2 separate regions of the Homo sapiens genome follow, and region 1 is linked to region 2. The links are chromatin contacts, found by Hi-C or POLR2A ChIA-PET in ENCODE. All regions are on one chromosome and are shown on one strand. The core of a region is the stretch at or near the end of the contact, and the rest is flanking DNA. Distances in the headings are between cores, read along the strand shown. Region 1 overlaps IRAK3 (interleukin 1 receptor associated kinase 3). Region 2 holds the start of LEMD3 (LEM domain containing 3).

Region 1 (3,696 bases), core at 420-2,919, 1.1 Mb before region 2:
GGCAGGTGGCTGGAGGCGCCTCCCTAAACATATCTGACCTCATTCTGATTTGGAAGCTGATCAGGGTAAAGCTTGACCAGGATTTAAGAGAATACAGGGTCACGTTCTCCTGTAACAGTCCTAGACTCGTGAGTACAGAGCCCAGTACAAAAATAGGCAGGTGTAATGTCAAAGAATTTGACAGCAACAAGAGGTCACCTTAAGACTGTCTTGGTTGGCTCCGAATGTGCAAGTGCGAAAACTTTTGGCCACTCTCTGGCCACAGAAAGAGAAAAAAGACCTGGGTCTGAACTCAGATTTCTTTTTCTTTTCCTTTTTTTTTTTTAGACGGAGTCTTGTTCTATCGCCCAGACTGTAGTGCAGTGATGCAATTTCAGCTCACTACAACCTCCACCTCCTGGGTTCAAGCAATTTTCCTGCCTCAGCCTCCAGACTAGCTGGGACTACAAGCACAAGCCACTATGCCTGGTTAATTTTTTTTTTTTTTTTTTTTTTTGGTATTTTTAGTGGAGATGGGGTTTCAGCATGTTGGCCAGGCTGGTCTCAAACTCCTGACCTCAAGTGATCTGCCTATCTCAGCCTCCCAAAGTGCTAGGATTATAGGTGTGAGCCACCTCACCCGGCCTGAACCCAGATTTCTGGTGGTCTTCCCACATCCACATCCTCATCCTCATCCTCCCTCCTCCCTGCTGAAGACATGAGAACCATTTCACTTTGCTTTAGACAAAAGATGTTATTCACACTTTGGGCACCAGGCTGCTGAATAATGATTTTCCAACTTTCATTTTAAAAACTATTTTAAAACCATAAAAATGACAGATTATCAAGCTTCTTTACTGATAAAATTAATTACAGAGAATGATTGAACTGATAAGGATTTCATTTAGTAACTTGAGACTGTCTTTTGGAACTTTTTCCAATTAATTGGTTTGAGACAGTAAGGTCTGACGCCAAGTTATTTTTGTCTAATAAATTTTATGTTATTGCTAGACTAGAACATACTTCTTTAAATACAATCTAAAGAACATAAAGAAGTAAAAAAATAAGCCATTGAAAAATAAGCTATAGGTTCTCCAACCAAACAAAACGTTGTTGATATTTCGGTATATTTTACTTTTAATATTTTTTTAATGCATGAATTTGTAGTTATACAAAGTTATAATTATATACTATACGCTACTTTAATTTGGTCTTTTCCACTTAATCTCACTTTATATACATTGTTCCATGCTATTTCATACTATTTAAAAACATAACTTAATAATATCGGAGGACGCGGCGGCGCTGCTCCTCCGCTGCCGCCGGGAGAGTCGGCGACGCCGCCAGCTCCGCGCGCGAACTCCCGTCCATGGCACGCAGAGCGGCGGCTGCCCGAGCTGCTCGAGTCTCGCCCCGCGCCGCGCCGCACTTTTAGACGAGTGCGGAGGGGAAGTCAGCGCGGAGCTGCAGCCCCCGCCGGCCGCCGCCGCGCGGCGAGAGGGAGTTCCCAAAGCTGCCTCGGCCCGGGGCCCGGCCGGCCCCCTCCTTGCGTCCTCCCCCTCGCGGCGAGGCTGCCCCGCGCCCAGGCTGCCCCGCGCCCGCGCCCGCCGCCGCGGCCCGCAGCGATGATCTTCCCCAGCAGCAGCGGCAACCCCGGGGGCAGCAGCAACTGCCGGACGCCCTATCGCAAGCAGCAGTCTCTGGTCCCAGCCCACCCCATGGCCCCTCCCAGTCCCAGCACCACCAGCAGTAATAACAACAGTAGCAGCAGCAGCAACTCAGGATGGGATCAGCTCAGCAAAACGAACCTCTATATCCGAGGACTGCCTCCCCACACCACCGACCAGGACCTGGTGAAGCTCTGTCAACCATATGGGAAAATAGTCTCCACAAACGCAATTTTGCATAAGACAACGAACAAATGCAAAGGTTATGGTTTTGTCGACTTTGACAGCCCTGCAGCAGCTCAAAAAGCTGTGTCTGCCCTGAAGGCCAGTGGGGTTCAAGCTCAAATGGCAAAGCAACAGGAACAAGATCCTACCAACCTCTACATTTCTAATTTGCCACTCTCCATGGATAAGCAAGAACTAGAAAATATGCTCAAACCATTTGGACAAGTTATTTCTACAAGGATACTACGTGATGCCAGTGGTACAAGTCGTGGTGTTGGCTTTGCTAGGACGGAATCAACAGAAAAATGTGAAGCTGTTACTGGTCATTTTAATGGAAAATTTATTAAGACACCACCAGGAGTTTCTGCCCCCACAGAACCTTTATTGTGTAAGTTTTCTGATGGAGGACAGAAAAAGAGACAGAACCCAAACAAATACATCCCTAATGGAAGACCATGGCATAGAGAAGGAGAGGTGAGACTTACTGGAATGACACTTACTTACGACCCAACTACAGCTGCTATACAAAACGGATTTTATCCTTCACCATACAGTATTGCTACAAACCGAATGATCACTCAAACTTCTATTACACCCTATATTGTATCTCCTGTATCTGCCTACCAGGTGCAAAGTCCTTCTTGGACGCAACCTCAACCATATATTCTACAGCACCCCGGTGCCGTGTTAACTCCCTCAATGGAGCACACCATGTCACTACAGCCCGCATCAATGATCAGCCCTCTGGCCCAGCAGATGAGTCATCTGTCACTAGGCAGCACCGGAACATACATGCCTGCAACGTCAGCTATGCAAGGAGCCTACTTGCCACAGTATGAACATATGCAGACGACAGCGGCTCCTGTTGAGGAGGCAAGTGGTCAACAGCAGGTGGCTGTCGAGACGTCTAATGACCATTCTCCATATACCTTTCAACCTAATAAGTAACTGTGAGATGTACAGAAAGGTGTTCTTACATGAAGAAGGGTGTGAAGGCTGAACAATCATGGATTTTTCTGATCAATTGTGCTTTAGGAAATTATTGACAATTTTGCACAAGTTCTTGAAAACGTTATTTATAACGAAATCAACTAAAACTATTTTTGCTATAAGTTCTATAAGGTGCATAAAAACCTTAAATTCATCTAGTAGCTGTTCCCCCGAACAGGTTTATTTTAGTAAAACAAACAAACAAACAGATTTTTATCAAATGTTATGATGCAAAAAAAAAAAAGAAAAAGAAAAAAGAAAAGAAAACTTCAATTTTCTGGGTATGCACAAAGACCGTGAAGACTTATCCAAGTGCATGACCGGATTTTTGTGGTTTTGTTCATTTTGTGTTTAATCTGTGTTTTTTTTTTCCAGCTGTATGAAATGGGCTTTCTGAAGTTTAACTAGTCCGACTTCACCCATGGTGTTCTGTGCTTGCAGTGCGAGTGTTGCTGTAATTCAGTGTTGCCGTCAGTGTCTCTCTTCTTAGCTTTCCGGCCTTTTTTTTTTTCCGAGACGGAGTCTCGCTCTGTCGCCCAGGCTGGAGTGCAGTGGTGCGATCTCGGCTCACTGCAAGCTCCGCCTCCCGGGTTCACGCCATTCTCCTGCCTCAGCCTCCCAAGTAGCTGGGACTACAGGCGCCCGCCACTATGCCCGGCTAATTTCTTGTATTTTTAGTAGAGACGGGGTTTCACCGTGTTAGCCAGGATGGTCTCGATCTGCTGACCTCGTGATCCGCCTGCCTCGTCCTCCCAAAGTGCTGGGATTACAGGCGTGAGCCACCGCGCCCGGCCTGTCTTTCTTTCAATGCAGTGTGAAGTGTCTTATCCTTTTC
Region 2 (3,363 bases), core at 83-2,582:
TGTTTTTCAGGTAGGTATGATTGGAGCCCGTATGATTGGCGTGATTGATCCTGAGTGAACTAGAGGCGGCCACCGCCGCACTGGGAGGGAGACTGTTAGAATAAATCCTGGGGGAGTCCACACTGAAGGCCCCACCGCCAATATGATTATTGGTTTTCAGAAGGGAGCCTGTTGACGAATCCAAGGTTGAGTCCATGTCAGTAAGTGGCGGGGGCAGGAGAGGGGTCAGTTTCTTAGCGTTAACACGGTATCTAGGAACGGGGCTGGAGTCCACTTGATCACACCCTCCTCCCTGCTCCGCGGCCGCCGCCTCTTCGAGGTTTCGGCTCCTGTCTAGACTCCCGGCAGCCGCCGCCCTGTCATTCATCGCGAGTCCTCCCCCTCCCTGAACTGAAGTCTCCAGCCTGCCGCCGGCCGATTTAGCAGTCAGCGGGGGGAGAGGCTTACTATGGGTTCGTCTGGGCCGATGCCGGGAAAGGGAGTCGTCCTTTAATACCTGTCTGCTGGAGGCCACGTCGTCGTCGTCCTCTTCCTCTGAGTCCGAATAGTTTTCCCGGCAGCTGTAGGGGACAAGCCGGCTGCCATTCACGGTCCGGCTCGCCCAGAGCGGCTCCTCGGTCTCCGGGTCCCTCTCCTCACCGTCCTCTCCCTCCCCTTCCTCGTCCTCCACTGCTCCATCTTTCCCCGGCGGGGTCTGCAGCTCGGGGCCCGCCGGCCTCCTGGCCCCCCACCACGAGTGGGGCTTCCTTCGCTCTGCAGAGTTGCTGTTAGTCACCTCGCTGGCGGCCAGGGGCGCCGGCGGCGCTTTGAGCCCGCGGTACTGGAGCGAAGCCCGGTCTTTCCTCCCGCCGCCGCCGGCCTGGTCCCGGGGACTGGCCTCCACGTCCGACTCGTCCGAGCTGAAGCCCAGCAGCACTTTGCTGCCAGCCGCGGGGGCGGCGGAGGCGCCCCCGGGCCCTCCCAGGAGGCTCTCTGGGCCAGAGGCCGAGATTCGGCACAGGCCCCCAGGAGTCCGTAAGTAGGAGAGGTCGCCCGAGACCGGCCGGACCCCCATCCCCGCGGCCGCCGCCGCCGCTGGTCCCGCGGCTGCGACCGTGGCGGCTGCCGTGTTATTGTTATTACTGTTCCGCGTCTTGTTGCCGCGGCCCCCTGACCGGTGCTGTTGCTGCTCTTCCTCTCGAAGCTTCTTCAGCTTCTTGAGGTAGACCGGGCGGGTGCTCTCCGTCACTGGTCCGGGAGACAGGCCGTAACGGCGGAGCTGAGAGAAAAGCTCCTCATCCGAGAGCTGCTGAGGCGCCGAAGCTGCTGCCGCCGCCATTTTCTCTCCAGGGTGTTTTACAAGCTCCGCGCTACCGGAAGTGACGCGCCGCCCTAGACCCTGAACTAGACCGCGCTGCGTCGCCCTCCCAGCGCCGCGGGCATCTCGGCCAATGGGAGGCGCGGGAGGAGCTCACCTGAGCGGGAAAGAGCCACCTGAGCAGCGCGCGGCTCCCACGGCGGAGACTGTTTCTACTCTCTCACCTTGAGGTGTCGGCGCATTCTCCCCCTGCTCTCTATCTCATCTCCAGCTGTTCTCCGCCCTGCCCTTCCAAGTGCCGTTCCCGGGAGCTGTCTCTTACTAAACCACACCTTGACCTCACCTTCCTAGGTTCCTGCCACCGGGCAGTAATAACTGAAATCTACCTTGAAGTTTATGGCGTAAGTTTTCTTTACATCTGGATTCCCAATGCCGAGGGAGCCTAGACCTACTGAAAGAAATTCTGCTGGCCAGACTAGATTGGCAGCTTTCCCGTCTGACTTCAGGTTGTCTATTTTCAGTTCGTCTTTAGCTTGACCTACCAAAAAAAAAAAATTTTTAAGTGACTTTCTCTCGCTGCTCTTTTTGAGAAGCCTCACCTCTCTCATTCTGAGAAGATACGGAGTACACCAATCACAATACAATTTTCTTCTAGCGTAATGGCTGTTCATTCATTAGTTAATTGTAAGATATTATCTTTTTTTCCTTTTTTGAAACCTAATGACTTTACTACGTCAGCACTTGAAAGTGAAAGAGCTTGTCTGCTTCATTCTAAGACTCTCAGAGACATAACACATGATCCTATTTATTTCCTTCTTAGCACCTTTCCAACCAATAGTTATTTATCAGTTATTAATAAATATTTGTTTACTTTCAAAATTATTTATTGTCCTATCCTTTTGGACTATAATAAGCTCCATGTGTGGAGGAACCTTGCTTCTGTTACTCACAATACTAGTAGAAGCTCAATAAATATTTGTTGAATGAATTAAAGAATTGCAAAGAGAGGATAGTATGAGATGAATATTTTGAAATAAGACTAGTGCCAGGTGAGGTGGAGAAACCTTCACACAAAGTCAAAAAAACAAGGACAAGACCTGGAACCCCAACTCTGCCATTTACAGAATAGGAAATGAATCCCAGAGAGGTGAAATGTGCCCCATGTGGTGAAGATCTTGTCCCATTTTCCCATTTCCCCAAACCTTGGCAGACAGACAATTCTTTAGTACTTCAATCCTAGTAGCTACAAAATACTACAATAATTTTTTGTTGTTGAATGAGTTATTTTACCTATTACATTACCCTATACACCTGTACAGAAAAACGTTAGTCAAAAGCATAAATACGGCCGGGCGCGGTGGCTCACGCCTGTAATCCTAGCACTTTGGGAGGCGGGGCGGGGGGCGGGGGTCAGGGGACGGATCACGAGGTCAGGAGTTTGAGACCAGCCTGGCCAACATGGTGAAACCCCGTCTCTACTAAAAATACAAAAAAATTAGCCGGGCGTGGTGGCAGGCGCCTGTAATCTCAGCTACTCGGGAGGCTGAGGCAGGAGAATCGCTTGATCCCGGGGAAGGCAGAGGTTGCAATGAGCCGAGATCGCGCCACTGCACTCCAGCCTGGGCAACAAGAGCGAGACTCCGTCTCAAAAAAAAAAAAAAAAAAAAAAAAAAAAGCTTTTCTGTGGAGGACACTTCCTTGTCCTCTATCATTGAGACTTTAAGATTTATAAATGTTCCTGAATCTATGACTGTTATGCACTTATAAGAGAGTTTTGAACAGTAAACTATAGTGGCTATGATGATGATGACCCAGATTTTATTGCCATAATTATCTGGGTGGGAACTAAAATTATTATAAACTTAGTGGACTTGTGTCTCCATGTAGCAGAGTGGTTAAGCTGTGAGCTTTGGAGTTAAACAAAACTAGATATGGACCCAGCCCTGTCTCTTACTTTGATTCTTGGTTCAACATTTGCTTTATGCCATACTGGCTCCTCTGATAGGAATCATAGAGCTCTGTTGGCTCAGCCTCTGATTTTCATGAACCTTTAAGTGACCTCCTAT

Evidence for each region. A loop is a pair of places that touch in the nucleus more often than their neighbours do. ChIA-PET counts read pairs that join two places held with the same protein, here RNA polymerase II (POLR2A). Pooled maps may share reads with other maps.
Region 1: a loop to region 2 is called in a map of B cell, with 8 times the contacts of the local background. The contact joins the enhancer-like site here to the promoter of LEMD3 in region 2. A Hi-C loop is called at or near these places in 1 of 168 maps with a recorded cell type or tissue (B cell) and 3 of 50 pooled maps. POLR2A ChIA-PET finds 5 or more read pairs at or near these places in 1 of 52 experiments (BJ).

Annotation. Positions count from the first base shown.
Region 1 is chr12:66,233,196-66,236,891 of GRCh38, reverse strand. All of the region lies in intron 8 of IRAK3 (interleukin 1 receptor associated kinase 3), which reads right to left. It also overlaps the pseudogene RBMS1P1. Among named protein-coding and RNA genes, the nearest start is that of MIR6502, 16 kb to the left of the region's middle. RefSeq lists a silencer at 1,401-1,680 and an enhancer at 1,741-1,820. Within about 2 kb of position 1,669, at least 14 of the 41 ENCODE cell types and tissues checked have a DNase peak (open chromatin) inside an H3K27ac peak, as active enhancers do.
Region 2 is chr12:65,167,552-65,170,914 of GRCh38, reverse strand. LEMD3 (LEM domain containing 3) reads right to left here and starts at 1,332. Exons shown (of 13, transcript NM_014319.5): 1 at 1-1,332. The coding sequence starts at 1,318. LOC124902953 (a long non-coding RNA gene) reads left to right here and starts at 1,499. Exons shown (of 2, transcript XR_007063349.1): 1 at 1,499-1,698. RefSeq lists enhancers at 175-254, 1,165-1,314, 997-1,569, 1,755-1,814 and silencers at 248-451, 835-1,044.